5 separate regions of the Homo sapiens genome follow, and all the other regions are linked to region 1. A link is an interaction called in ENCODE POLR2A ChIA-PET data of the cell type or tissue named here. Cell type or tissue: CD4-positive, alpha-beta T cell. All regions are shown on one strand. Each heading gives the region's core, and the rest is flanking DNA. Links, peaks and the distances in the headings are about the cores only. Region 1 overlaps LOC107984467 (a long non-coding RNA gene). Region 2 overlaps BTG1-DT (BTG1 divergent transcript). Region 3 has its middle 63 kb from the start of BTG1-DT. Region 4 overlaps LINC01619 (long intergenic non-protein coding RNA 1619). Region 5 holds the start of LOC105369904 (a long non-coding RNA gene).

The links. Peaks named below come from ENCODE experiments on the same cell type or tissue, not always from the same donor. Only the 100,000 strongest peaks of a DNase experiment are listed, where the experiment ranks them.
Region 2: POLR2A ChIA-PET joins it to region 1 with 13 read pairs; 23 of 35 experiments call an interaction of 5 or more read pairs at or near these places.
Region 3: POLR2A ChIA-PET joins it to region 1 with 11 read pairs; 5 of 35 experiments call an interaction of 5 or more read pairs at or near these places.
Region 4: POLR2A ChIA-PET joins it to region 1 with 10 read pairs; 23 of 35 experiments call an interaction of 5 or more read pairs at or near these places.
Region 5: POLR2A ChIA-PET joins it to region 1 with 24 read pairs; 7 of 35 experiments call an interaction of 5 or more read pairs at or near these places.

What each region holds. Positions count from the first base shown.
Region 1 is chr12:92,395,658-92,401,741 of GRCh38, reverse strand. LOC107984467 (a long non-coding RNA gene) reads right to left here. Exons shown (of 3, transcript XR_001749160.2): 3 at 4,438-4,893. Among named protein-coding and RNA genes, the nearest start is that of CLLU1, 23 kb to the left of the region's middle. RefSeq lists an enhancer at 1,276-1,425. In CD4-positive, alpha-beta T cell, for the core only: no CTCF peak of the experiment used is centred there; DNase peaks (open chromatin) are centred at 2,551 and 2,961; H3K4me3 peaks cover 462 bases; H3K27ac peaks cover 5,000 bases.
Region 2 is chr12:92,156,084-92,162,167 of GRCh38, reverse strand. The region is part of intron 2 of BTG1-DT (BTG1 divergent transcript); the gene reads right to left. Among named protein-coding and RNA genes, the nearest start is that of BTG1-DT, 13 kb to the right of the region's middle. In CD4-positive, alpha-beta T cell, for the core only: no CTCF peak of the experiment used is centred there; no DNase peak of the experiment used is centred there; H3K27ac peaks cover 1,401 bases.
Region 3 is chr12:92,205,676-92,211,759 of GRCh38, reverse strand. No RefSeq gene overlaps it. Among named protein-coding and RNA genes, the nearest start is that of BTG1-DT, 63 kb to the right of the region's middle. RefSeq lists an enhancer at 2,627-2,716. In CD4-positive, alpha-beta T cell, for the core only: no CTCF peak of the experiment used is centred there; DNase peaks (open chromatin) are centred at 1,419 and 2,969; H3K4me3 peaks cover 1,038 bases; H3K27ac peaks cover 1,816 bases.
Region 4 is chr12:92,129,949-92,136,032 of GRCh38, reverse strand. The region is part of intron 1 of LINC01619 (long intergenic non-protein coding RNA 1619); the gene reads left to right. Among named protein-coding and RNA genes, the nearest start is that of LINC01619, 9.8 kb to the left of the region's middle. RefSeq lists enhancers at 962-1,021, 3,366-3,435. In CD4-positive, alpha-beta T cell, for the core only: no CTCF peak of the experiment used is centred there; DNase peaks (open chromatin) are centred at 982, 2,583 and 3,552; H3K4me3 peaks cover 4,529 bases; H3K27ac peaks cover 3,891 bases.
Region 5 is chr12:92,503,126-92,509,209 of GRCh38, reverse strand. LOC105369904 (a long non-coding RNA gene) reads right to left here and starts at 3,572. Exons shown (of 4, transcript XR_945210.3): 1 at 3,047-3,572; 2 at 1,746-1,788; 3 at 942-1,157. In CD4-positive, alpha-beta T cell, for the core only: no CTCF peak of the experiment used is centred there; DNase peaks (open chromatin) are centred at 3,069, 3,479 and 4,369; H3K4me3 peaks cover 967 bases; H3K27ac peaks cover 1,470 bases.

The DNA.
Region 1 (6,084 bases), core at 732-5,731:
ACTTAAAATATCCCTTTTTCCTGATCAGATCAGAAATTGATATGTGTGTTGCTACTCTGAGCTATGAGTCTGAGTATTTTTTTTTTAATGATGTAGGGACTCTTCTTTTGAATATCTGTGGGCCCTTTAAATGAGATGGAAGAAAATCTTCCAATATTGTCACACTTGATATAATATTTTTCAAGGAGAGACTGTCAGGATGAGGATGTACCCTCACAACCCATATTAAGGAGAAAAGCAAAAGAAATTGGAGGAGAGAAGACTTAAATGTGCTGAGGGCTGATTCTGACTCTGTGCCAGGCGCTAGGTTTGCCACTTGGCTAACTTTATTTTCTTCATTCCTCTCAACAACCCTGTGAAGTATAAACATTCTACCTGCACACCACCACCACTACCACCACCATCACCATCACCACCGCCACCACCATCACCACCATTACCATGAAGACTGAAGGAGCAATACTCCATGTAGGGTCCAGTAGCTGTTGCGTGATGGAGCTGAGAATTGAAATCATATCTCCCTGGGCTGTTTTCACTACACTGCACAATCTTCTAATGAGCAGGGCTCTGTTTTTGGCCTGAGGAATGAAACAGTGACAAGGCGTACTCTGTGTGTGTGTGTCCTGTATTCAAGAGGCTTAAAATCTAGTTAGGAGACAAATTTAAAAGGTCAGTAGCAACCGATGCTTGTAAAAATGCTAAGCCCAACAAAGGTACAGAAGTCCAAAGGAGCCACTGATTACAAAGACCCCAAGTCGTGGAGGAGTTTTCATGAAGGACAGAGACTTGGATTGGGCTTAGAAAAGAAAGCCGAGGACTTACAGACATGGAGAAGAGGCCAACAGCTGTCCCAGAAGGCAGATCACCTTGGGCTAAGAATACACATGCTGTTTTTAGGGAACAAAGTGAGTGGCTGTGGCTGCTGTTATTTCAGAGGTGAGCATAGAGCGAGAGTTAAGAAATGCCCCTTTGGAAGGTCTGTTAGACCCTTGCTCCTCAAAGTGTGGTCTGAGCACCAGTGCTGTCAACATCACCTGAGTGCTTGTTAGAAATGCAGAATCTGGTTGAGTGCAGTGGCTCAAGCCTGTAATCCCAGCACTTTGGGAGGCCAAGGTGGGAGGATTGCTTAAGCTCAGGAGTTCCAGACCAGCCTGGGCAACACAGTAAGACCTCATTTCTATTAAAAAGAAAGAAAGAAATAAAGAAATGCAGAATCTTGAGCCCTGCACCCAACCCACTGAATTTGAATGTGCATTTTTACGTGGTTTCCCATGTGATTTGGAGGCACAATGAAAGTTTGAGAAGAACTTCCTTAAAGAAGTAGGTTCACTCCTCTCATTTTTCATCCTTTAGATACCAAAATAAGGCTGAAGAGGACTAGAATGTCTTCTTTCTGCCACTCTGTCCTCTTTTTCTCTTCTCTCCCGGCTCTTTGTGTAGAGGCCTAGGTGGCTGTTGGTAAACTCAGGGCCTTTCGTAGTGCTCCCTTTCTGCTGCTTTGCCTAAAACCCAGCATCCTTTTTCTGAAACTTCTGTGTGTCATGCTTCTTCCTTTTCACTGGTACTCACTGATCTGCGAATGTCACACTCGAGAATGTGGAGCAAATGTGTTTTGTACCCAAATATCTACAACACAGAACAATTCAATTGCGTTTCCAAGAGTCAGCCCTAAAGAATTGGCCTGTGTGTAAATGTGCCTGACCTGAGCATAAGAGACTGTTCTGTGTTACTAGCATCACCCAAATTCAGCAGTGGGCTTTGGAAGGACAGGGCTGCCCTCAATGGACCTGTTTGGATTCAGAACACCTTGAGAAGAGAGACGCAGTTACAAAGTTGGGGCCCTGCCTTGCAGTTCACTCCATTTGTTCTATCTAAAATCTTAATTCCCATTGTTTTTCTTATCACTTCTTGGACTTGGGACCACAACTACCATTTGGAAAGATTTCAGGCTCAGGAGAAGCCAGGGAAAAAGAAATGTATACAAAAACTGAGCGCTCTTCTAGTTTCCAGATCTGACAAGTGAACAGCTTGGAAGTTGTCACCCTTATCTACAAAAGAAAAAAAAAAACTGAACAAACTGAAAACTGGAAACTCTTCTTAGAACCTTCGGAAAATTGAGATCACAGGCCAAACTGCCTCCCAGAGAACAGGGGAGTCAGACGGATGGATACAGAGAATTTCAGTTTACCAGGAGCAGAAGCCAGGAAACTGAGCAGTAATTAACAAACTGCTGTAAGCTGTGTGTGGACAAGTTTGAGACTTAAAAACTCCCAGCGGGCCCAATCACAGGGGCCTCCCCATACCTTCCTGAGTTGTACCTCCAGGAGTAACATCAGGTTTCCACTATGGAACCTGAAGAAAAATCCTCTCCTCTTTCCCTTTGGGGTTGAGGGGTTGGGGCGGAGAAATAGCCGTGTTGGAATAAGCCCAGAGCTCTCTGTTCTCCTTAAGAAGGATTTCCTTCAAGGGAAAATACTTTACAAGAACCCATCCCACGGGGGTTTTACCAGGGGCCTCATCGACCTGGGAAAGGGAAATACCCAACTCAGGCTCACTGAAAGACAGATCTAATCACAGGGCTGTAGAATTCTTTCTCTCCCCCGACACAGTACCAACACAGCAACGATGCTCCAAGTAAATAACAAGGGATTACAGCTCAAAGAATTGCAAGCCTCAGTCCCTATGTCAGGAGTCTCTAGGAAAATTCAAGCACAACAGGGGAGACGAAAGCAAGGGCACAGGAAATTTTAGCCCCTGATACCACAGCTACAGCAAATGGTAAAACCACAGCCTAACTCCTAGCCGGATAAACATAAAACCTTATGCTAAGTTAGCGGGGAATCTGTAATGAAGGTACTTGACCAGCTGTAGTCTTTGATCACAATAGCAGGATGTTCTAGGTTCTCTGCTTAGAAAAGAAACAAAGAAATAAGAGAAACAACCACATGGTTCTGAGATTTAGAGAGGAGGGAACATTACCTTCCTGCAAGCTCTACCCTCTTTGAACTTGATGGGTGTCATCTAGCCACAGACAATTATTTATCTGCAGTTCTTACTGTCTTGTGAAATACACTGCAGCTGACATTTTAGAGATTACAGAACCCAGTTGGTTTATTTGTTGCAAGTCATCAAGATTTCTATGAAGGCGTTATAGATTATTGCAGTAATGAGTTCAGTTAATTAATGCTAAGTATTTAAGGTGATAACTTTACATTGACAAATCTTACATGTTCAAGTTTCTCCAGCCTCTTTTTCCAACCTGCCTGCCAATGTGTGGGTGCCATGGGGGAGAAAACTCTCCTGAGAGTTAAGGACAACTAGCTTCCAGTTCTGATTTTGCTATATATTTGTTGTGTAATCAAGGGGAAGTCACGTATCCTTTCTGAGGCTCAATTTTCCCACCTGTAAAAGAGGATAATAATAGTTACCCTATTTCAACCCCAAAGTCAGGATCAAATAAACTAGTAAGATGTCGTATCAATGCAGTTATTTTTTTTCCTGTACTCTGTAGGCCAAGACCAATGCACAGTGATTAACGTCTGTTAAAAAAAGTCCATAATTGTATATGTATATTATATGATAAGAGTACTGATAATCACTAAAATTAAGTATAATTCAGATGCAACTTAAAAATCAGTCCTCAGAAAATATGAACATTGATATGGTTTGGATCTGTGTCTCCACCTAAATCTCTTGTTTAATTGTAATCCTCAGTGTTGGAGGTGGGGCCTGGTGGGAGGTGATTGGATCATGGGGGTGGTACTTAATGAATGGTTTAGCACCATCTCTTGGGTATTGTTAATGTGATAGAGCTCTCATGAGATCTGGTTGTTTAAAAGTGTGTGGCACCTGGCCCTCCGTCTCTTCCTCCTGCTCTTGCCATGTGAAGATGTGCCTGCTTCCCCTTCACCTTCTTCCATGATTGTAAGTTTCCTGAGGCCTCCCCAGCCATGCTTCCTGTAGAGCCTATGGAACCATGAGGTAGTTAAACCTCTTTTCTTTATAAGTTATCCTGTCTCAGGCATTTATTTATAGCAATACAAGATGAACAAATATAAACATTTTAATAGAAATCATGAGTTTCTCTGAGTTTCACTGTATTTTTCTGATTTCTGCACCTTCTCTTCGTGAGACTCCACATTCCATCTCCTTTGCATCTCTCTCCAGAGCCCCACTTAGGTTGTGAAGGTGTTTGGGGCAAAACAGAGTTTTGAAATTTCCAAACATCTTTGAGACACTCTAGTCAGTTTAAAATTGGCTGCATGTGGATTTTTTCTCTAAAAGGAAACCAAATAAAATGTTCTTGACATGGCAAACAAACAGCCATCCTTCCTGAGGGCAATATTTTTAGGAGCTAAGTGTAAATGAATCAGAAACAGCCATGGTAATTGCTTGTCCTTCCAAACACAAAAGAAGTTAAAAAATACATTTCTCATCCCAAATGTAATTTGGGTTTTATTTAATTACAAACAATTGTGTAAAATGTTGGGGCCATTTGAGAATCACATCAGGCAGTCAGATTCCACATCTCCTTAAGAATCTTACCACTCACATATAACACACAATTACTGGTTTGCTGAGTAAGAATAAATCATTCCCATGACCCAGAAGAGGACAAAACTGGAGAAACAGCATTAGTCATCTCTCCCCAGGCATGCTCATGAAAGGCAGGCCTATGAGGAGAGACACCAGGCTCAGGATGGTCTGGTCATATGTCGTTGTCATTTATATGTTGTTGGATGTGAAAGAGGCACTCAGGTCTCACAGCCCATGGTTGGGCTGGGGATCTGAGAGACTCGAGGTTGAGTTCCATGAGCAACTGACTGACTTGATTCAAATGAAGGAAACAGATGAATGCCAGGCTTATTCATATCTTCTTCAGAATAATGTGACCTGAAAAACAAGTTCAAACAGGCATATGAACTAAAATTAAGTGTTAAAGTAGTTAGTTTGCTTATGTTTTAGCATCTACTTGTACTCTCTGGTAGTCAGGAGAGCATAGTGGTTAAGAAACAGGGCTCTGGGGTCCTACTCTCCAGGCTGAAATGCCCACCCTTATATTGACTAAACCTCTCTGCCTAAGCATTCTTGTCTGTAAAATAGTGCTGGTTATAGCACCCAACTCATTGGGTTGTTGTAACATTAAAAGAAACAATCTGCACAAAATAAAGCACCTAGACTGTGTCCTTTCCAAGTAGTTATTGTTGCACATTTCTCTCTCTTTCTCTGTTTCATCTCAAGATTTCCTGGGTGCCCTTATTCACCCTCTAGAACCTCAACTGGCCTTGGTGTCCTATCCAATGACCTAGGCTCTATGCATATCCCAGCTAAAGCCCCCTTCACACTTTCCCCCAGCCCAACTTTATAAAGGCTTTACTAGAGCAGCAGTTTTCAACTTTAATGGGCATGTGGATATCTTGGGGGATGGAGATATAATGCAGATCCTGATATAGTAAGTTTGCATATACCCTGGGAAGATTCTGCAGTTCTAGCAGTCTCTGATGCTGATGACCCCTGGGCTGGCTGCACCTTGAGTAGCAAGGCACCAAGTAACTGGCTATCCAAATTGACTAGCATTTTCTTTTTTCTGGGCCACTTGAATGATTGAGTGCTTCAGCTTCATCACATTAGTGAAAACTAAGATATTGATAAGGAATAACACTTTAACATGTGACCAAGTCAGGGAGCAATTTTACATCTAAAGAAGCCTGATCCAAAGAAGGAAAAATGTGAGGCTGGAAATTTCGGGCCTTGACATATGTAGGGAAAAGATACTTTGTTAGCTGCCCTGACATTACTAGATAGGCAGTTTGCATTGTCAAGTGGTCCAATGGCAAGTTGTGAATGGTGAATACAGGAAAAAATGTTTGCCATCATTTCTGGCAAAATTCATGCCCACTCAGAACTTTATTTGAAAATAGGGTCTTTGCAGATGTAATTAGTTAAATTGAGGCAGTATTGGAATAGAGAAGGCTCTAATCCAATAATTGGTGTATTTATAAGAAGTGACACACAGAATCAGAGAGAGACAGGCGCAGAAAGAAGTAGATGGTGAGAAGACACAGAAAGAAGGCCCAGTGACAA
Region 2 (6,084 bases), core at 513-5,512, 240 kb after region 1:
GAGAGTGGAATAATAGACATTGGAGACTCCAAAAGGTAGGAAGGCTGAAAAATTACCTATTGGGTACAATGTTCACTACTCAGGTGATGGGCACACTAGAAGCCTAGACTTCACCATTATGCAATATCTATATGTAAGAAATCTGTATTTGTACCCTCTAGATATATAAACATTGACAAAATTTAAATGTAAAAAAATTTTCAGAATTGAATAGTTGTGACAAAGCTCCTCTGGTCCACAAAGTCAAAAAGTATGTACTGCCTGGCCCTTTATAGAACAAGTTTTGACCATTACTGATCTAGATTTCTGGGGCTTCAAGTACAGTGTTATTGAATATTTGAGCAGATCTAAAGGGATGCAGCCTTGCATTCTTAAGGGATCCAGTCTTACTTATAGATCTTCTCATATCTCTCCTGAAAAGCAAATAAGGGACAGATCTTCACCTTCAAATTTTCATAACATTAGAATGCTTTGTCCCCATTGCCCCTGGTGCTTAATGAGTGTTTTTGTTTGTTTGTTTGTTTTTGAGACAGAGTCTTGCACTGTCACCCAGGATGGAGGGCAGTGGCACAATCTCGGCTCACTGCAACCTCTGCCTCCCGGGTTGAAGCGATTCTCCTGCCTCAGCCTCCTGAGTAGCTGGGATTACAGGCATGCACTAATTTTTTGTTTTTACTAGAGACAGGGTTTCACCATGTTGGCCAGGCTGGTCTTAAACTCCTGACCTCAAGTGATCAGTCTGCCTCAGCCTCCCAAAGTGCTGGGATTACAGGCATGAGCCACCACGCCCTGCCGAGTGAGTGTAACTTTTAACAGGCAAATTTGATCATGTCATTCCTTGGTTTAGAACTCTTGGATAACTTCTTCCTCATTCTTTAGATATGATGAATATCTTAAATACAATCACAAGGTGCCTCAGATTCTGATCTCACATAGTTTTCCAGCCTTATCTTTGGTGTCTCTCGTTTTATTCTCTTCACTAAGAGATCAAAAACTTCTGCTCTGAACATACCTCTGTCCCCTTTGAACACTTGTTTTCTTAGTCTCAACAGCAGCTCTTATTCTGCCACCCTCCATCCAGGTTAATTCCAACTCATCCTTCAGTAAAAATCACTGTTTTAGGAAAGACTTCTGTGAGGTCCCTCTGCCCTGTCCCTATCTAGGTTACACTTTCATAGCTGCTCTATTTTTCTCCCATAGCAGTTTTCAGAATAGCAAATATGTACTTGTTTATGCTATTTGCTTAGTTTTGTCTTTCTACTAGATTCCATAAAGTGTAGGACAGATTTTTTCTGTAAGCGGATGTAGCTCCAGTGCTTAGCCAGTACCTGATACATAGCAGACAGTCAAATTCATGGAATGTATTTATTAACAACTAGAACACTTACACATCAGACATTTTGCAGTAAACTTGTACTCAGTAGTTATTGGGAGAGTCAAATTAAGAGTGAGTGACCTGGGCCGGCACGGTGGCTCACGCCTGTAATCCCAGCACTTTGGGAGGCCGAGGCAGGTAGATCACCTATGGTCAGGAGTTTGAGACCAGCCTGACCAACATAGTGAAACCCTGTCTCTACTAAAAATACAAAAATTAGCCGGGCATGGTAGTGTGCGCCTGTACTCCCAGCTACTTGGGAGGCTGAGAGAGGAGAATTGAACCTGGGAGGCAGAGGTTGCAGTGAGCCGAGATTGCACCACTGCACTCCAGCCTGGGTGACAGAGCGAGACTCCATCTCAAAAACAACAACAACAACAAAAAAAAAAAAAACTGAGCAACCTGAAGCATGAATGTCTTACAAAATTATGTGAAGTTGTTCCTTCTATCAAGATCTAATTATGAAGTGATCCACTAACTCGAGTGTAATGCTAATATGTGTTTTTCTTTTGATAGTTTCTTTTTTCTTTTTTTTTTTTTTAAGAGAAGGCCATATGCTTTATTGCATTTCTTTTTTCTTAATTGATATCAGGAAGCTCAAAAATAAATTTATTGTTTATTTATAGCAATGCTCTCCAAACCCACATTTCTTGTAAAATTTCTTCCTATCTTATTTACACAGCTTATTAGCCTTTTTGTTTATTTTTAAATCTGTAAAGTATTTGCTTCATAGCCTGGGTAACATGGTGAAACCCCATTTCTATTAAAAATACAAAAATTAGCTGGGCATGATGGCATATGCCTGTAGTCCCAGCTACTTGAGGGGGCTGAGGTAGGAGGATCAAAAAAGTATTTGCTTCATATTTAGTCACCTCAAGTTTTTTGTTTTTGTTTTTGTTTTTGTTTTTAGAGATAAGATCTCACTATGTTGTCCAGGCTGGTCTCAAATTCCTGGGCTCAAGCAATCCTCCTGCCTCAGCCTCCCAAAGTGCTGGGATTACAGGGGTGAGCCACTGCACCCGGCCACATAAGCCACATAATTGTATCTTGATTCTGTTTAAGACTCATTCTTCTCATCAGATTAAGTCCAGAAAAGCATATAAATAGCACTTCTTTGGCCATATCTGAACAATTGGTAAGGATGGAAGCTACAGCTGGTCTCAGAGGTTCTAAGGGTCCTGATTGAAATTCTATGACTGTCTTGCTCATGGGGGAGAGGAAAGGGTTAGGTGTGATGTCCTAGAAGTTAATGGTTTTTTTTAAGTTAGCAAAATAAACTGAAGCCAGTTATCCACTGCTTATGAAATGTAAATAGCATATTAATATACTATGGCTGCAACTTGACAACACTATTTTCTGTGCCAGACCTGCAAGGCGCAGCCTTATGTGTGTGCATCCAGTTTGAGGCTAGGACCTCCTAGGCCACTTCTTGCTTCTCTGGTAGGCTGGTTTTCAAGTTACTTCTCCTGCCTCCTTAAGTACATCAGGCTGGGGAGAGGAGGTGAACTAAGAGTTCATCAGTTTAGGAGGAGGGGGAATTTAATCATAAGTTTGCCTTTTCTTCAGATGATTAAACAATGAGTGTTTATGAAATCAAGAAAAATGTTTTTCCCCCAGAGTTTTCTTTTCAAAGATTTCTCTGTGCACTCTGGCTAATTTAAAAAGAGCCCCATAGGGTGCTTATTTTTGCACACATATATTGCCAGAGTAGTTCCTGTTTTGGTTTAAATGTGTTCCTTCTTTTTAGTCAGATGAAAGAGAACTTTCTTTAAAAAGAACTTGTCTGCTGATCGTGTTTGTTAGAATTAGCCTAAATAAAGCTTCCGTTAAGAGCTTAACTGTTTAGTTAAATCCTCTTGGCTAAATTATCTGGCGAATATTTGTCCTTGGACGATGTAACCACAGTCCGCTCATTACTCTCTTTCCAACCTGAAATGTGTGTCTCTCCCTCTCCTGAGGATACTAGGAAGTGAGTGTCTTGAGGAAGAAACTTTCCCTCTCATTCAGTTAACTTATTCCTTGTGCAGTTGGATGTTGGGGTGTGGGTGTTTGAAATATGCTAGGCACCACAAGTGAGCACGATTAATTCTGCATCAGGTAAGGGGCTAGGAGGGGACTGCCTAGGTTAAGCCATAAAGAAATGACATCTTGAAGGCATTAGATAAGAGAGAAGAATGTTTGAAAGGGAAAGGCCATGGAAAGAAGTGGAAATACTCTTCAAAAGTCTGTCGAGGTCAGCCTGCCATGCAACTATAAAATTAAGCTTTCCTGATAGATAATTTTTCTCAGGAGAAAATTCTAGGAAGATACAACTGCAAAATAGATAAGTAAATAAATAGTGAATTATTGATACATGATAAACATGGATGAATCTCAAAAACATTGTGCTAAGCAAAATAGGTCAGACACAAGAGACCACTTATTATATGACTTTATTTATATGAAATTACCAGAAAAAGCAAATCTATAGAGACAGAAAATAGACTAGCAGTTTCCTGGGGGCGAGGTGGGTGTGGAGGTGGGCGGCGGTGGGGGCAGGGGGCAAGGTGAAATTGTATCAGAGGTTATGAAAATGTTCTGAAACTGATTATAGTAATGGTGCATAACTCAGTAAATTAAAAATCCTTGAATTGCACACTTGAAATGGGAGGATTTTATAATATGTAAAATATATCTCAATAAAGCTCCTTAAAAAAAGGCAAGAACATCATCTGTTCAAAGGGACTAAGGATAGAACTTTTTGAGTATAAAGATAGAAGTTCTCTTAACTATTACAATCTCCCATCATCTAAATAGTGTACAGACAGCTTTGTTTCTACAAGGGAGAAAACCAAGAAAAGAACCATTCCTTGAGTACTCTAATGGTTTATCTTTTACTACTGTTTCATTTTTTAAATCTACTTGTGAAATAAGCAGTAGGGTCAGACATTAAAAACAAACGACAACAAAAAAACACATGGCAACCATTCTTTGAGTTTGATGATCAGCATTACAGTTAAAATTCAAATTGGCTTTCAGAAGATAATATTTTCTACATTTTGCTTGATGAAAGGTTTAAATAAAAACCATGCAAATATGGAATGTTTTTAACGCATGCTTTAATGCTAATAAAAGGATGCTTTGCTTTCATATTTTAGGGCCAAAGGGAAAACTTTCACTTTGCCCTCTGAAGGTTCACTGAAAATTTGGCAACAGGTAGAACAGGAGACTAGGTATGCAAACTTATTAATATGCATGGGGAGGAAATCACAGAGTAATTGCCCTAATACCCAGTGTGGTACTGTTTCAGAAAAAATTCTGAAACCATGTTTTTTCTCTGCTCTTAAGCCAACACAATAACAATCAACACAGAAGACTTCTGTGACCCCAAAATATGTGGGAATTTCTCTCCACCACCAACCAACCAATCACTTCTGCAGTGAACACAAAAGGGTGTCCTCCAATTCAATTCCAGTACTATCTACCTGGAGATCATGTCAGATCCCACATGTTGAGGGCTCAGACCCCAAAACTGCCCACCACCCCAAACACCAGTAGCAAGCTCAGGCCTCTGGAACTTCTTTTTCTTTCTTCCTTTTTTTTTTTTCTCTTCATTATCTATGCATCAAGAAGCAGGCCTCTGGAACTTCTTTTTCTTTCTTCCTTTTTTTTTTTCTCTTCATTATCTATTCATCAAGAAGCAGGCCTCTGGAACTTCTGGTCTACTGGCTTCAAGTTGGGATTCCGAAGACCTCCTCTCTAGGCGGGTGAGGTATACCCGCATGGAATTTCCATTTCCTCGTTGGGCCCACCACCCTCCAGGAAACTCCGTATGTTCAGCTATCTGGAAGCTCTTTGAACCCTGTCCTTTTGGGTTTCTATGGCGGCCTCATTACATAAGCATGATTGATTAACCCATTGGCCACTGGTGAGCAAGTGGACCTTCAGCCCCTTTCCTCTTGGTGGAAGTTGGAAGGTAGGGCTGAAAGTCCCAACCCTCTAATCATGCTTTTGGCTTTCAGGTGACCAGTCTTACTCTGAAGCTATCAGTCTACTTTAGCATACAAAAAGAAAGAACTTTGGAGATTCCAAGGATTTTAGGGGTTGTATGCCAGGAAGCAGGAGGGAAACCACATGTATATTTCAGAATATCACAGATTCAGACACTTATATACCCTTTTTCAAGGGGAGATGGGGAATGTATATAATTGTTGTGATAGGTATTAAGTCATTAGGGAGAATGGATAGATTAGGGAGGCTGAAGGCAGACATTATGGGAAGGTGAGGAGTGGAGCTGGGCAAGAACAACCATTGTCATATTTCACAGATAGAGTCCCCCAGGTAATTTCTTGGAGCTGCACTCAGAAGAATAGATGAAAAATCTGTCTTAGCATAGTAACTCCAGTCTCTGCTCTTCTCTGGTGGTTGCTCTTTCCTGGTTATTTGACCAGATTTCTTGGAAGGGAGTATTAAGACAACTGCACTTAAGCTCTCTTAGTCAGATAAGGACATTCCAGAGTCTCTCTTGGTGCTTTGGGAAAGAGGATATGAGAGGCAGGGAGAAAGGAGAAAGGTCACAGAGAGACCGTGGTTCTGAGGCTAATTTTTCAGGACTTTCAATTTCCAAAGCAGTCAGTATGGCAAAGTGTCATATTTTGGGGAATTGTTTTCTTCGACCCAACAACATTCAACCACATCAGATTGTGAATACAGCTCTCCCTGGGTATCCT
Region 3 (6,084 bases), core at 432-5,431, 190 kb after region 1:
AGAGGACAAATATCAAAACCATAGCACAAGACTAGTTTCTTCTTCATGTTCTTATCATGCTTGACATAACTCTCTCCATTCGTTCAGCTTTTCATGGTTACAACTCTGCTTCTATATATTAATATGCCCTAACTATAGAATGAGGTGAGAAAATGGGCACAAACAGGCAACGAAGGAAGAGAGTATCTTAAAATTCAACATGCTGCTAAGAAGTGAAAAAAATAAAAAAGTTGAACAACTACATTTTGTGCCAAAAAGGAATAATAAAATATAAAAATCAACCAAATGCAACTATTTCGGCTTAAGTGAATTTCAATCAAAATAGTTTGTATGTATAGTCAGGGCTTCAATTTCTTAAACTAAAGAAATGTCAGTATGTAGGACTAGATATAAAATAAGCCAAATATTGGACCAGATGCAGTGGCTCACGCCTGTACTCCCAGCACTTTGGGAGGCCGAGGCAAGCAGATCACTTGGGTTCAGGAGTTCCAGATCAGCCTGGGCAACATGGCAAGACCCTGTCTCTACCAAAAAAGAAAGAAAATTAGATAAATATGACTCTTCTTTTTCCTTTACCTTACATAGAAAAAAAACTAAAAGCATTTGCAAAATATCTTAGACTCTCATCAAGCTAGATATTTCTTGCTTATATTGAGGAAAAAATCACACTCTGAGAATAGTGTTAATCAAGGGTCATAGGTAGCGCTAGACTAGAAATTTTGAACTGTAAAAAAGATATTAAAATGTGACTTTTAATTAGATCAGAAATGAACTCTAATACTCTTCACGTCTTCAGAAATGACACCTTTTATTCCTCCAGTAATTGAGGTGTCAAAGGGCAATTTGAGGCTACTCGAAAAGATTCAGAGTCTGGTTTTGTTAACTACTAAGCTAATTACTGGTACAAAATGAAAATTACTAGACACCACTGAATTCTTGACAGGTCAAAAAAATATTCTTAAGAAATCCTGGGGTTTAAACTGGTGATATTCAGGCTTTCAATATTTATTTTGTAGCTTTATTTTTTTTATTTCTTTGAGGCAGGATCTTGCTTTGTCACCTAGGCTGGAGTACAGTGATACAATCATAGCTCACTGCACCCTGCACCCATGAACTCCTGGGCTCAAGTGATCCCCCTGCCTCAGCCTTCTGAGTAGCTGGGACTATAGGTGCACACCACTACGGAGAGCTCATTTTTGTATTTTTTGCAGAGATAGAGTCTTGCTATGTTGCTCAGGCTCATTTATAGCTTTCTTTCTTCAGAAATAAAATTCACTCAAATTAGTAAGGGTTTGTTGCTGTTGTATATGTGTGTGTAGGCACATGGGGGAGTAAGTAGGCAGTTGAGAAATCTTTTGCAAAGTCGTCTGTTATATTAGTGACTATATATTGTGAGGCGGGATATGAATCACACTGGTTTTCAAAAAACTTTGAACTTACTATTTCTAGGGCACAGTACTTTCAAAGGAAAGAGCCACATGTTCAGAAACCATAATAACCTTCTCAGAGCACCTGTGCACCAGATATCAGTTGCTCCATCAACTATCCTCTGACAATAGCAGTAAAAACCATTTACCCACACTCAGTGGTCTATTCTAGTTTCTACCATCTAAATGATGGTCGGACTCCATCCGAAATATGAGTTTAGGCCATAGCCAGGTTGACTTGCAGAACACTGTTTTAAAATGGGATCAAGGGAGGGCAATAACAGATCTGCAAAGGAGAGAAAACCTAATCATTCAAAAGCAGTTCTGAGCATGAAGTAAGTAATATGTCCACTCAGAGGTATTGTTAATTTAGGATCAAAGTCTAAAACTGGAGTCCTGCGGACAAGCTGGAGAACAAATTTAGGCATAGGGCTGGTTGAGTGGAGCACCTGGAGCCAGAGAAATGCAGAGCAGCAAGGCCCAGCAGCCCTTCCTGAGGATGATACAGATAGTGAAGAGAGGGTGGAAGGAAGGAAGCAGAATGGGATGGGGGCGTGAACATGAAGTGAACAAGAGAAGTTGCTAAACATTTCCCTCAATACTTGGCCCTGTGGATCACTTGCATCTGAATCCTCTGGGAAGCATGTTTCTGGCCGGGTGCAGTGGCTCACACCTGTAATCCCAGCACTTTGGGAGGCCAAGGTGGGTGGATCACTTGAGGCCAGGAGTTCAAGACTAGCCTGGCTAACATGGCAAAATCCCATCTCTACAAAAAGTACAAAAATTAGCCAGGCATGGTGGCTCCTACCTGTAGACCCAGCTACTCAGGAGGCTGAGGTGGGAGGATCGCTTGAGCCCAGGAGGCAGAGGTTGCAGTGAGCCAAGATCACTTCACTGCACTTGAGCCTGGGTGACACAGTGAGACCCTGTCTCAAAAAAACAAAACAAAAAAAAAACTTCTGGAAAACATGTTTCAAAAACAGATTCTCAGGCCCCACCCCAGACCTCCTGAATTGAATCTTCACAAGTGAAGCCTAGGAATGCAGACTTTAAAAAAAAATGCATTCTAGGCAGCTTTTATTGCATTTTGTATTATTTACTTATTTATTGAGACAGTGTCTTGCTGTCACCCATGCCCATGCCATAGTGAGTGGTGCGATCATGGCCCACTGCACCCTTAAACTCCCAGGCACAAGCGATCCCCCAACCTCAGCCTCTCGAGTAGCTGGGACTACAGGTGCACACAACGACACCCAGTTAATTTTTTATATTTTGTAGAGACAGAATCTTGTTGCCCAGGCTGACCTCGAACTCCTGGGCTCAAGTAATCCTCCCACCTCAACCTCCCAAAGTGCTGAGATTATGGGCATAAACCACTGCACCCGGCTGGGATATAAACTTTATACACGGTCCCCAAGTATCTGAAGCACACTTATATTTGTGTGCTAAGCTCCTTACTGGTATTGTTTTGCTTAATCCTTCAACAGCTCTATAAAGCATGTGCTATTCTTATCCTCTCCCCACAGACAGGAAACTGTGATTCAGAGAAGCTGACTGACAAGGCACAAAGACAAATGTGGCAAAGTCCAAACGCAAACTTAACACATTCTGATTGCAGATTTCTGTGATAGTAATCACTCTAGACCAGAGGTCTTCAGACTTTTTCTACAAAAGGGTCAGTTAATAAACATTTAAGATGTGTGGACTAAATAGCCTTTGTTGCAACTACTCAACTTTGCCACAGAGAACATGTAAACAAACGGACACGACTAGGTGTTCCAATAAAACTTTACAAAAATGGGCAGCAGGTCTGAAGATGCCTGCTGTTGACTAAGCATTGCTTTTCTTTTCTTTTCTTTTTTTTTTTTTTTTTTTTTTTTGAGACGGAGTCTTGCTCTGTCGCCCAGGCTGGAGTGCAGTGGCACGGTCTCGGCTCACTGCAAGCTCCGCCTCCCGGGTTCACCCCATTCTCCTGTCTCAGCCTTCCGAGTAGCTGGGACTACAGGCGCCCGCCACCACGCCCGGCTATTTTTTTGTATTTTTAGTAGAGACGGGGTTTCGCCATGTTAGCCAGGATGGTCTCCATCTCCTGACCTCGTGATCTGCCTGCCTCTGTCTCCCAGAGTGCTAGGATTACAGGCGTGAGCCACCACGCCCCGCCTAAGCATTGCTTTTCAAAGTGTCATGCTCAGAACAGTAGGATCCTAGGAACTTGTTAGAAATGCAGACTCTTACTCATTCCAGACTTGCTGAATCAGAATCTGCATTTAACAAGGTCTCAATGTAATTTTTATGCACATTAAAGTACGCGACTTCTACTCCAGGGCATTTACAAAGGACTTCCCTGAAAGCTGCATTTAATGCCTTTGCTGTCCCTCCTTTTAGGTGCATGAACTCATCTTCTGATAGTAACTGTGTTGATTGCCTTCCACAAAAGTTAAAAAGTAAATAAAGCTGGGTGTGGTGGCTCATGCCTATAAAAATCCCAGCATTTTGGGAGTGCTTGATCTCAGGGTTGAAGACCTGCCTGGAAAACATGGCAAAACCCCATCTCTACAAAAAATACAGAAATTAGCCAGGTGTGGTGGAGGGTGCCTGTAGTTGCAGCTACTCTGGAGGCTGAGGCAGGAGGATTGCTTGAGCCTGGAGGTTGAGGCTACAGTGAGCCATGATTGTGCCACTGCATTCTAGCCTGGGTGAAAAAGTGGGACAATGTCTCAAAATAAATAAATAAACAAACAAACAAATAAATATAAAAATAACTTATTAAATTGATAGTGCTTATTATACATGCTATCTTAAAAACAAAGATATAACATCACAATTTATATTTACCTTCTAAAAAGTACTGAGGTAAGTAGATAAAAAGTGCTTTATGAGTTGTTTCCCTTTTCTATACAAATCTCAAGGCCTTATACCGGAGGCATTGAATCAGAATCTCTGGAGATGAGACCTGGAAGCTGCATTTTAACAAGTTTCTCAGGTGATTCACATTTAGATAATCAATAGGTGCCCACTCTTCAGATCTGGGGATTACTGCATGAAGAACATACAGACATGAATTTTGGAGAGAGGGGTTTAGTCCTCCACTAATTAGATGACCTTGAATAAGTTAATTGACCTCTTTGGACATCACTTTCTTCATTCAAATGGTGGTTCCAAACTTTAGTGTCCATTAGGATCATCTTGACCAATGCAAACATTCAGAGAATCCACCACTGTATAATACCATGAACAAAGGGTTGAGTAAGTAAATGAGGGAGAAAGGACAGCTCTTCCTGACAGCACAGTGTCAACTACTATATAGAGAAGCGGCCACAAAGTTAGAAATCATCAATGGATGCTAAAACTAGTGGTAAAATTTTAATGAGGAACAGGATATTTACATAGTTTCAAAGTATCTCCTTGCAAATTAATTATTGATTACAAAGTAAAATATAGTAACTCTTCAGTAGATAAACCTGGCAGACAGCACTGTAACTGACCAAAGCTAATATCACCAACATAAGGACAAAGTGACATCATATGCCTCTTGAGGTGATGCAACAAGAACACAATGCCACTTAGTGACATTCCTGCCAAAATGCATAACCTATACTAAATATGAGGAGACATCAGACAAACCCCAGCTGAAGGGAACCCTAAAAAGTAATTGGCACACAATCTTCAAGAATTTCAAGGTCAAGAAACAAAGAAAAGTTAGTGTTGGGATTACAGGCATGAGTCACCGTGCCTGGGCCAGTTTTTAAAGCAAAGTAAGAATCAATGCCACATCAAATGTACACATTAAATGTATACGTTATATTCATTTCAAATTTCAGAAAGATTAAAATGTGAAAAATATGACTTTTAAGCTTACAGAAATAACAGTGTAAGCTTTTGGGGGACTATAAGACTTTACAAGTGTGAAATAATTAGGTAATTATTCTGCTTCATGACACTTCTATTAATTTCAATGGGTTATTTATTAAATTATGTCATAATGACTCCCCTAAGTGATAGTCAATTCTATAAGATCAGTCTCAGTATTTAGTTTGCATTTGTATTAGCTGTGAACAGTGCATTAGCGAGATTGTATATTACAATAGTCATATGTCTAAAGCAGAGTTTCTCAACCACCAGTGACATCATGAATCAGATAATCCTTTGTTGTGAGGGACTGTCCTGTGGCATTGTAAGATGCTGAGCAGTAGCCCTACCTTGGTCCCCTACATGTCATTACCACCATCCACCCAAATAGTGACAATCAAAAATGTTTCCAAGCTGGATAAACTCTAGAAGGCAAAATCACTTCTGCATGAGAATCAAATGTACATTGAATAGTGGCCCTTTAAAAGATGCTTCCACCAGGAACTGACCTGTAAATGTGAACTTATCTGGAAAAGGGGTCTTTGCAGATATAGTTAAGGATTTCCAGGTGAGACGATCCTGGATTTAGGGTCCAGCCTAAATCCAGTGACTGATGTCCTTATAAGAGAAAGACAGAGAAGATGTGAGAGATACAGAGAGGCAGGGAAAAGGGCAATGTCAGACAATGAGAGAAATTGGTGTTATACTGCCCCAAGTCAAGGAAAGCCTCCAGCCACCAGAAGCAAGAGGTGGCAAGGAAGGATTCTTTCCTGAAGGCTTTGGAGACAATGTGACTCTCCCAAAGCCT
Region 4 (6,084 bases), core at 682-5,681, 270 kb after region 1:
ACCCTTTAACGTTTTAAAAGTTTGGCATAAAAAGATGGATTTTATTGTGAGCTACTAGATTAGAGTCACTTTCATGGTGTATGAAACAGCACAATTCAAACAGATCTTGAATATTTTCTATATCTTTAAAATATAGCACTTGTCATTTTTGCAAAGGAGTTTTATTTAAATAGGATTTCTTTTCTTTTCTTTTCTTTTTTTTTTTTGAGACGGAGTCTCACTCTGTTGCCCAGGCTGGAGTGCCCAGACTGGAGTGCAGCGGCACGATCCCGTCTCACTGCAACTTCCACCTCCCGAGTTCAAGTGATTCTCCTGCCTCAATGTCCCAAGTAGCTGGGATTACAGACACACGCCACCATACCCAGTTAGTTTTTGTATTTTTAGTAGAGACGGGTTTCACCATGTTGGTCAGGCTGGTCTCGAACTCCTGACCTCAAGTGATCCACCTGCCTCTCAGCCTCCCAAAGTGCTGGGATTACAAGTGTGAGCCACTGCGCCCAGCCTAAATAGGATTTAAAAAATAGTTTCATTTTAGGTTTACATTTTGAGTATACGTACCTCCTGGACAATAACTTTCAAAGTATGGGCCACTTAAATTATTTTCTTTAAGTTGATGTAAAAATCTGTATAATCAAATGCAAAGAGTTCAGGGAATTTTGCACACCCATATAATCTACACCCTGATCAAGAGCTAGAACATTTTTGCCACCGCAGAAAATTCCGTTTTGGGACGCTTAATGTTTGATTCAGAAATATGGCTGTGGAGCCAGGCCTCAAATTAGAAATAAGTTGTTTTCCCTCTCCTTTTATAACTTTTATTTTTGCTTCCTAAACATGCGGCAGTGGTTACTTTAAACATGAAGCAAATTGTCTCCAGAAGAAACCGTTGCCTTTCGACTAGTTATGATTTAGGGGTTGGTAATATAGTACATCCCTGCCCAATTTGCTATGGGTTTTTCATCCTTAAAGTAAAATCTGAGTCATATCCCCATCACTGACTCATAAGCTTACTAAGGATTGCCTGTTTATTATTAGGCCTAAGCGTTAGAATCTTGATCAATCAAAAAAGATTGTGATAATGTCACATTTACATAATACCTTTCTCTCCTCCCCTATTTTTCATTTTAGCCTGTTTATGTCACTCTATAGTGAGTTATGAAAATAAGAAGAGGGGACAAGTGTCAAGCCAGTGTTATATAGCTGAGTCCTAGCCTTGAGTACTTCTTTTCCTCTCAAAATTCTCAACATCAGTTGCCAGAGAGCATTTAGAATATTGACCTAAGTTACAGTGCAATTCGTTGTGAAATTGATTCAATTTAAGGGTTATGTGTCACTGTCTTGAAAGATTCTTGAATCAGAGACAAAGTCTTGTCCTAAAAACACTGTTCTTAATGAGTTTGGGATCTACTGAGGGATAGTGATTGAAAAGGGAGCTTACTCCTTTTTCCCCCTGTAGTTTTCAGGTTCTCGTTTGGAACCTGATCTGGGACCAGATCTTGAATTAACTGTTTTTTTTTTTCCTGAGAGGGTCAATGTGGTCTGCTTAACAAAACCTCTGCTGTCAAAGCACTGGTGGGCTGTGGTGGTGGTTTTTAGGCATTTCTTTCTCAGCACAGCAATACATAATATTTCAGTACCAGTTGGGCTTTTTGCTTTTTTTTTCCCCTCTACACTCCATTTTAGAAAGAATGGCAAATCAGTGAAGATATAACGTGGGTTAAAGCCAGATTTGGTCAGTGGAAAGACTTGTTAATAACCCATTTTCAATTGGAGAAGCTCCTGCCTACTCTGATTACACATTCATTTCACTAGTAGGTTTGTTCCTCATTTTAAAAAGGAATCCCATCACTCATTAAGCACAGGACAAGTCAATGTGACATTTAACTCTGTGCATATTGAGGACAATTTTTCCTTCATTCGTGCCTCTTCCTGGCAAGCCATCCCAGTGCCACTAGGCAGCTTTCAACCCCCTGTTCTGCTGCTCTGCTTCTGTAAAATTCTGTCCTGATGCCTCAGGCACTTCCTGCAGCCTTCCTGAGTGTCAGGACTGTGCTAAGTACCTTTGTGCATCCCCTCACTGACTCCTCATCACAAGCCTGTAAATGTAGACATTTGTTGTTATAGTCATCTGTCATTTGAGAATATTATGATACAGAGATGTTATATCACTTGCCCAAGGTCACACAGCTATGGGCTGATTTGGAGCTAGCATCCAGATTTGTGTAAGATCAAGCACTAGCTTCTAACCAATACATATCACCTCCCCAAGCATTGGTTTCTTTTCTGATCCTGTTGCATTGTAATTGTTTGCATTCATGTCTGATTTTCCCATTAGACAGGAAGATATGAAAGTCAGGGACAACTCTTAGACCAGAGCTTTAGAAGATGCCAAAATTAGATTAACAGATTGTTCATTTATAAATATTTATTTGGCACCTACTATGCACCCAGTATTGTTCTGGGCACTTGGAGATATAGCAGTGAACCAAACAAAAATCCCTGCCCTCAGAGAGGTAAATAAGCAAAGAATATGTATGCTGTGTTAGATGGTGACAGGTGCTGACGATCAGAGCTGCTGTGTTAGTTCTGTGAGTGTTACTTCCTGGAGTTGTGCAAAATTGTGCATGATCTTGTCTGAAAAAGGAGAGAGGGAGGGAGGGAATTGCTGGAGTGGAACTATTTTAAGTAAAATAGTCAGGGAAGGCCTCAACTGATAAGGTGACATTTAAGCAGAAACTTGGAGACCAGAGAAACAGCTCAGGAGATATCTGGGGAAAGAACATTCCATTCAAACAGTTGAGTGAATTCCAAAATCCTTTGAGACTTATCTCTCCCCAAATATATAATTATAATTTGGCATTCTTGGGTACTCTATTATAATGTCAACCAACCTGATTTTTGGCAGTTATTTTCCTGACCACTTTTTATTTGTTTTCTGGTTATTGCATGCCATAGGAGTCACCACAACTTTGATTTCTGGAAAATTCAGCAGAGTTTCCGCCCTGTCCCCACACACCTTCTTCTCCCTTTTAGAGATAATTGCAAATCATAATAAACAGGCTTATAAGAAGACCTGAACTTCAAAATATAAGTCTGATTTTTTAAAAAAACTGTATATCAATAAATATAGAATAAGAATTGATGTTCAGTATAATGAACAGGTTCAGCAAGGCACTCAATGTTTTGGCAGGACATATGGCTAGGCAAGCTAACAGACAAGTGTTGAAAACAAAAAGTTTTCTTGTTGATATATAAATACCTGGGAAATTCAGTTATCTCAAACACCTATTCCTTACCAAATCTGAGATTACAGTACAAAGACTTGTTATCATTTAGAGCCCCTGGTCTTTTGTATATATGACTGAAGAGAAAAGCAAGGGTACATTAACTTTATCATTCAGTCACTTAAACAGCATGGAACACTTAACTTTTTTTAAGGTGCTGGCAAGTATCTGGCCTATTCCTGCATTACAGAAAGTCCCTGGTGTTAAGACATAAAAATGAATATTTCTCTGGTTTCACTTTCCTTATCAAAGATGGATGAAAAGGTACTTTCTCAAATACATTTCACCATGAATTCTACCCCACCCATGCTCCCCAGCCTGAGAAGTAAGAATGTCGCCTTCCATTTTGAAATTTGCTGTAGCTATCTAGTCTAAGTTGTCTTCCTTTTGCTGCATAAAAATTGAATACTTTTGGCATGTTAATGTTGGGTCCATATCACTATCAGATATGATTCTCTCCCACTCTTGAGAGTCTTAGCAAAGCTAAAAAGGAGGCAGAAATCTCTGGGTTTAAGAAAGAATCCCTGTCAAAGCTCCCAATTAAAAATAACCAGATAATTCTGGCCACTTGATTAAAAATGGTGGGATAAGCTTGTGGGGGAAAGAGGAATGGAATGAATGAGAAAAAAAAAGTAAGGAACTATGCTTTGAAAAGCAATAGTGATATTATGTGAGGTTTCATGCAGATCTAGAAATTTTATCCAAAGCAAACATTTACCACAGGTGCCATGACACCTTTTTTTTCTTTTTAAGTCATATAAATAGATTCTTCAACTGCCAAACTTGTTCTTGTAAATGCTAAACTGTCTTGTCTAATTATCTCAAAATTATCTTCAGCACCAATATATCTATTTTTCTAGTGATAACAGACCCACAACCAAAAATTCCCTAATGTTAAATTTGGGAACACAAGTAAAATAACCATGTTAATTTGAAACTGGGTACCATGGATACGGATAGTGATTATAGCCTTGTGAATCTGCTAATAATTTGTTGTAATAATCTATGGCATCTCTCCCAGAAGATCTCTCAGATTCATCAATGCAGATCAAAGTTTGTCCTTTATCAAAATGCTGGCTATGATTCTTTGGCTCTGAAAGGTATTTTTGCCCTTCTCTTTTCATGAGAAAAGTCCTACCTTCATTTCTTAATGAGTATCCCTTTGTTTTTATTCTTCCCACCTACTCACACTGAACTTGTCAACTTAGATAGGAAAATACTCTGCCGTGTAGAATGAAATTAAAACATCCAAATGTGTAGTTGGACAAAGTTATTTTTAACCTTAGTCATTTAGTGTAACACTTTATGTTAGGCAATCAAGTTACGATAAAGGTAATTGAAATGAGGTTGCTTAGTAGCCTATTTCATAGCTCAAGGTTTTTAGGGTATTGTTGAGTAAAAATATATTTCAATACCTTGAGTACAGATCTCTGGTCTAATATAGTTTGTTTTTTCAGTGGGAACTTTCACTAGAAATTTATTTCAAGGGAACAAAATAGAGTCTTGTGTGTATGTGTGTGGGTGTGTTACATATGTGCTTGCTGCGAGAGTAGGACGGGCAGAGTTAGCACTGGAAGGAAGAAAGTAAAATTCAAGAAATGGTGCAAAAGGAAGATTTCTGCATACATTTGTGAGTCATATGTATATGCCTTTGCCCTTCTTAAATTAGTGTAGAGAAAGTAATGTGCCGAATAGTTTTTTTTTCATGTCGTTGGTTGTTTTTTTTTTTTTCAGTTTTTAAATTTTTTCTTCTTGCAAGACTCACAGTGCAAGGTTGGCTGTTTATTTTATTTTACTTGAGATGGAGTCTCACTTTGTCGCCCAGGCTCGAGTGCAGTAATGCAATCACAGCTCACTGCAGTCTCGACCTCCCTAGGCTCAGGTGATCCTCCCACCTCAGTTTTTGTATTTTTAGTACAGACAGGGTTTTGCCATGTTGCCCAGACTGGTCTCAAACTCATGGGCTCAAGCAATCTGCCTGCCTCAGCCTCCCAAAGTGCTAGGATTGCAGGCGTGAGCCACTACACCTGGCCTAGGTTAGTTTTTTAAAAGATATGGTTTATTTTGATGTCTGGCCACTGATTTTTATAAAGTTACAAAGAGAAAAAAAATACTTCTTTTACTACCATCTATCAGTGCACCAGAAAAGAATGCCCTTGTGTTCATGACATGCAAAGCCTTTTTTTATTTTTAATTTAAACTAAAGCACCTACAAAATTTATGAACCAAGAGGGTAGAGTTTTCATAAGCTTCTCAAATCACCAACATTTAGGGAGTGCCTACTGTGTGCAGGGGCTCTCACTGGCATTGAGTGCTCTCTTCATGTTGGGAACATGAAATATACAAGGGAGGCAGATTGACAAGGCCTCAGCTGTGCATTGGTGGTAAAGTGCCGCATGCCACATCATTTAAAAAGGATGAAGTATTATAGCAAGTTGAGACTCAGGTTACAGAAAGAAGGGGTGATGTTAAAATCCCACCTTTGACCTTAGACCTAGATCAAATACCCATCTGTTAATGTAATACTGTAGAGCACTCATGATCAGACAAGCTGCCCCGATTTGAAGGCCGGAAGATACAGAATCTACTGTGCCCTTGCAGGTCTCTGATTTATGTGGGGTTGATATTTTGGGGTGTTAGTTTGACCACCAGGTTCAAGTTTAACCATTAGGATTTCAAATGAAAAACACAAACGATGAGTCTCAGCCTTTTTCTTGATTTGATAGGCATTGTACAAACAGTCACAAACCACATAGTCCCATGGACATTTCAGGGTTACATGTAATTCCAGGTATACTCA
Region 5 (6,084 bases), core at 567-5,566, 110 kb before region 1:
TGGGTGTATTGGCCAGGGAAAATTCCTCTTTGGATGTCTTCCTGAAACCAAGGAACAACACTGCCTTGCAGGCCATAGTTTCTTTGTATTGTTTTTGCGATGTGTAATTTACTCTGAGCCCAAATTTCTCACAAATTCTGAGCTTGATTGCATGAGAGAATGATGACCATAGATAGCTAATGTAAACAGCTTTTAATCACATAAGAACACTTTTAATAAGGTCATAGAGAGACATGTTTTAAGTGAGTGAAGATATTCATTCATTCATTTATCTAACAAATTTTTACAAATTGAGTTTCCTTAGTATGGTGTTTTTGTGTGTGTGTGTTTTTTTTTTTTTGAGATGGAGTCCACTCCATCACCAAGGCTGGAGTGCAGTGGCACGATCTCAGTTCACTGCAACTTCTGCCTCCCGGGTTCAAGTGATCCTTCTGCCTTAGCCTCCCGAGTAGCTGGGACTACAGGCGCTTGCCACCATGCCCAGATAATTTTTGTTGTTTTTTTTTTAGCAGAGTTGACGTTTTGCCATATTGGCCAGGCTGGTCTCAAACTCCTGACCTCGTGATCCCCCCACCTCAGCCTCCCAAAGTGCTGGGATTACAGGTGTGAGCCACCATGCCCTGCCCTTAATATGTTTTAAACTATACCTAGGATTTTTGTTTAAACTAGGTATGGTAAGGTGATAGACACATAGACAACTTCCTTGAAAGAAGAATTTGTTATTTATAGTTGCCAAGAGAATGGAGCATATGGGGAAGCACCAGGATTGCTTTGAGGGCAGAAAGATTGAGGGGAAAGCTGGGGCAACAGCCTTTATTTAGGGTTTTATGGGAAGGAATTGGCGAGGCAGGGTAAGCAGCTGAGCTGAGGTTTCGGATTGAAGAGTTTGGACCCTTTGGACAGGCTCTGAGCTACAAGAGTGGTCTCTAATTGTCCAGTACCTGGCTCTGGGTGACTTAGAGCAGGAGGATAATGTTCTGTGCTGGAGGAGCCTGATAAAAGGATGAGATGAGGGTATGGAGCCTGGATTTGTTGTCTTGCATATAAAAGATGTGTTCTAAGCCGAGTTGTTTAGTATCTCCAGGAATTAGCCAAACCTGGGAGGGGCAGTCCATCCCTGGTCTGCAAGATGCCCCAAGATGTCAAAGCATCATGAACTACAGAAAATAAAAAAACATGGTTAATAGAAAATGTACCAGACCTAAGCACAAAATGAGACACTAGGGTCTATGTAAATCAGATTGACCAAATTGTTACAAAGACACAGATCTATCCAACATTCAATAGCTTTTTCCCCTACTATCCTACACCATAAAAATCATTTTGAGCACTGCACGTTTCTAATAAAATTATTCATGTAAATATACACACTAAGTTACTTAAGATGAAAATAAAGCTATGGACATTTCAAATTAGTAAAAAGAGGTTCTTAAAGACTTGTCCAAGTACTTCAGGATTGAAATTAGAGTTTATCTTGAAATATGAACCTGAAAACTATGCAGAGTCCGTTGTGGTTCTGGACAATAAATACAACCTCCCTTAATCGGTATCTTTAGTCTCCCCTTCCCCAAAAGAGCAACATTACAAAATAGAGTCCAATGCTTACACTTTTCAGAGATTCTCCACTGCCTACTGCCACTATTTTCAAATTTCGGTCATTTATAGACTACCTTCTCAATTTTTGCTATATTTGTGTAGCACCTCTTTTGGTATATTCTTATTTTTTTTAAAAAAGATCAACTCACCATGGTGCTTTTATATTAGCTTCTTCTTAAGCAATCTTCCTATCTGTGTAATTGCAGATTTCGTGTTAGTTACACATTTTTTCTAGTTTGTATAAAACTAGAAAATCAGTACATATCTACTACAAGTCTTTAAAACATTGTTTGTGTACCATGTAATGACACATTGGTTCTTACCAGTGGTACCCATGTTACCCTTGGGAAATCCCTGCTGGGAAGATGATGTTCAAGGCTCCTGAGGATGTAGCCCCTGACTCCCCCTTTTCTACCATCTTTTTCAATTGTCAGGGCATCTGTCAGGATGACTGTCAATTCCAGACTGTGGTATGCGTCCTCTTGCTTCCACTCTTGCCTGAACAGGTTCTGCGTCTTTAACACTGCAGTGCCCCACCCCAGATGGGCCTTACGGTACCTCTAAAAGTCCCTTATAGCTCTGTGCCAGGGCTTCTTCCTAACAGCTCCAGACTTCCCTCCTCACAGCTCCAAACTTGTGCTGCCTCCAGTTGCTGCATTTTTTTTTTTCTTTTTACTTGGTGCCCTTAGGATGATGTGTAGGTGTTATTTTCCACTAGGGATTAAGTGTATTTTTATCTCTGGATGTTGCCTTTTGGGGATCCTTGGTTTCAACTCTAAACTTCATGGGCCAATTCTATCCTATCCCACCTTTTTTTTTTTTTGTCCTAAGTTCCCAGAACCCTAGTCAGAGTAAAACATTAAAGACTGCTCGTTACCCAAAGTGAAAACAAGGTTTTTCCATGGCCACTCCCTCTGTCTGAAATGCCATTCCTCTTCCTGGCCTTCTGGTTGTTCCTACTTAGCTCACAAAAATCAATTCCAATACCACCACCTCCTGGAAGTCTTCGTTGCCCTTCCTGGGCAGAGTTACATGTTTTTTGCTCTTTTTTTTTCACAGTACTTACTGTAATTGCTGTAATTACTGTTCTAGAATCTGTCTCTCCTGTTTGTTTGAAGATGTAGAAGACAGGGAATATATTTTAGTTATCTTTGTTTTCCCAGTGCTTAACACAATGCCTAGTACATTGACAGTGCTTCGATGATGTTTATTGAATGCATGAATAAATTCATACACTAGGAATGTATTAATTTATTCATGTACTTTGGAATAGAAGTTTGACATTTAGCTCTTTAGTATGGGAGGAGAAATGTTCCTGACAATAAAATAATGTGAGAAATGAATAGGCATTGAGTTTTCCCCCATCCCCCACTCCACCCTCCCATCCCTCACCCCTACCCCCACTTCTGGGTACAGCCAGACCCATGGAATAGTAAGAGCTTTTACTTACAAGAAGAAGCAGGAAGTGACCCGTGACCCAGGGGTGAAAAGTCACGTTCACACCCAGTCTCTGGAGATTCACTAAACTAAGTCCTGTAAAAAATTTTGTTAGGGATAAAAACTAAGAAAAACACTGAATATTTACACAGTACATTTTTCCCTAGTTTAGGCTGAAGGTAAAAAAAAAAGTGAAAGGGGGAGTGGGGAGTCAAAATTAAATAAGCCAGCTGGTTTAACTTCTCTTTTTACGTATTTTCCATTGCAATCCTCTCTTAGTCATAAAGCCTTTCTCAACCACTTTATGCTTTTCATTTGGCTGAAATTTTTCAGCTTTTCCTACCTTAAAAAAAGGATTAAAGGTTGAGTAGGTTGTGACTTTATGTTCTCTTTCTCTTCTATCCCCCGCCCCCAAAACACACACGCACGCGCACACACACACACACACTCTTACTTTCACTCTCCAACTGTATTTATTAAAACCAGTTTCTGATAACAGCTACCCAGAAACAGGATCTCTGTTCTTTTTTGAGAAACAAAGCCCATCTTTCTCATGGTGAAAAAATATTCGATGTTCCTCCCCACTTCCCCCAGCTGCCAGTGTCACACTGGTTCCCCAGCCCACTTGCAGGCAGGGCTTCCTAAGAAGCAAGAGGAACAGCTGCTGAGCAACAATAGCTCCTAACGGAGCCAATACACAGACAAGGCCTAATGTTCCTGCACTTTTCCACCCCTGCTCCATCCTAAGAATGAGTGTTTTGATGCTGGACTGCGAGGGGAAAGAGGAGGAGGATAAGGGAGGCTCCTTTCTCACTTCGTCTTTTTCTGCCCTTAAAAATAAAAGAGAGGGGCTGGGTGCAGTAGCTCATGCCTGTAATCCCAGCACTATGGGAGGCTGAGGTGGGCAGATCGCTTGAGTGCAGGAGTTCAAGACCAGTCTGAACAACACACTGAAACCTCACCTCTACAAAAAACACAAAAATTAGCTGGGCATGGTGATGTGTGCTTGTAGTCCCAGCCAGTTGGGAGGCCGAGGTGGGAGGATCACTTGAGCTTGGGAGGCAGAGGTTGCAGTGAGCTGTGATTCTGCCACTGCACTCCAGCCCAGGTGACAGAGCAGGACTCTGTCTCAAAATAATAATAATAATAATAATAATAAAATAAAGAGGGAAGTATTATTGGGGAAATTTTGTTAGTAATTTCTTCCTGTCACAAACATCCACCAAAAAATTGCATGATGATGTGTGTACGTGTGTGTGTATGCGTGAGTGTGTGTTTAGCAATTCCATTTTAAGAGGAGTTGCTCACTAAAAGCAGCTTCTTCTTTCTTTTGGAGGCTGGGTGATTTGTTCAGCAGAGGAGACTCTCGCTGGAGTGGTTCCAGCAGGTCACTGGTCACTGCACTGGGACGAGCTGGCCAGTGAAGGGACTTTGGACCCTAGTAGCAGTTTGGCATTTCTAAGTGGGTAAAAAGAATTAACTTCATAAAAATCAATAGGAATCCACTCACTCTCTTCAGCCCTTAAACAGGGACCACCCAATAATGCCTTTCGCTGTTTGATATTGAGGGGTTCCTTTCTACAGATGCCTCTTGCCCAGGCTGGGCATGTTTAATCTGCATGGAGCTTAAAGGTAACCCTGGCCTGGTGGCTGCAGATTGCATTCTGGAAACTCCAGTTCCCAAATCTACTGCCTTACAAGCTTCCAACAGAACAGCTTGACGCGGTGGATCCTTTCTTTTTGAAAATGTTAGCGAATGAGAAGTAAATCAAAGCTTTGAGCCTTGCCCGTTAGGCTGCCCCTGTGTATGGAGCTCAAAGGGGATACTTCTCTCCCCCTCCCCATCAGTGACAAAAGGCTCTCTAATCCTGATTTCCTTACAAAAAAACACAAAGTGTAAAACCAGCCTAGGGACTGCAAATAAAATGAATACTGGAGGAGCAGCTGGCACATTAATGCCCCTGAAAGCACTAGCTGGCACCTCACCCTGAAACCAAATCGCCCTGTCTCCATGGGGGCTGGGGACAGATTTAGTTTTGTAACAACACAATGAAGTATATTTTTAACAAATAAACACAATCTTGGCAGAAGCATAGGCATCTTTAGCCAGTAAATACTTCGTGCACTTGTGCTCAACTTTCCATATCCCCTACATCCCCCAGCCATCGCCCCACAAATGAAATGAAAGCTGGGAAAAGAAGTAAACTATCACAAATTCATTAAATCAGAAAAGATGTCTGTGGCCTCACTTTACAACCAAATATTACCTCTCCTTCTGAGTGGCCACTGTCTAAACAACCCTCGGCAATTTTATTTGCATTTCCTGGCCTTGACTCTTGCTTAATAGCTGGTGCTGTTTGTATTTAATCACTATTTTCTGAACTCTGTCTCTTGTCCATTTCACCTTTTCTCAAAACAAGCCCAGCCTGCACTTCTGGGAAATTATAGTGCCAAATCTTCAAGGCAGGTTAAGTAAAGAGCCGAGCTTGGAAAAGCACAAATCGTTTTGGAATATCTGGGTGTCAATGTCCAGGATTCTTGGGGACCAATGACGAGCAAGATTCAGGAACACAGCCAGTTTTTCTTAGCATTTTGTCCAGGCCCATGCTGGGAATTCGCAGCTGCTGTGTGTCGGCTCAGGGGAGATTTATTGGGAAAGAGTGAGTTTTAGTTAATTCCAGCAGCTCGTGAAAGCCACATATGACTGTCACCCAAGGGTCCAGATTACTCTCTCCAAGGGAGAGATAACTGTGAGGGAGAAGTGAGAAGAGGATGCTGAACGCAGGAAAAACGAATGACGGAAGAGAAAGAACATTCATGTGGGATTCAGGCTGCAAACAGGGAAAATCCCAGAGAATGAACCCCTTCTCTTTTTCTGAATGCTACACCCCACTCCCTGTGGCTCCCAGCCTCTCATAATTGCAGTTTGGATTGGAGTGCTTCTCTTGGCTACTGAGTGTGATCACACTTAATTTCAAGTAGCAAAGTCCATTTCAACCCATATTTTCATACTGACAAGGTGAATCTGAGTAATAGCTGTATCGAGGCTGG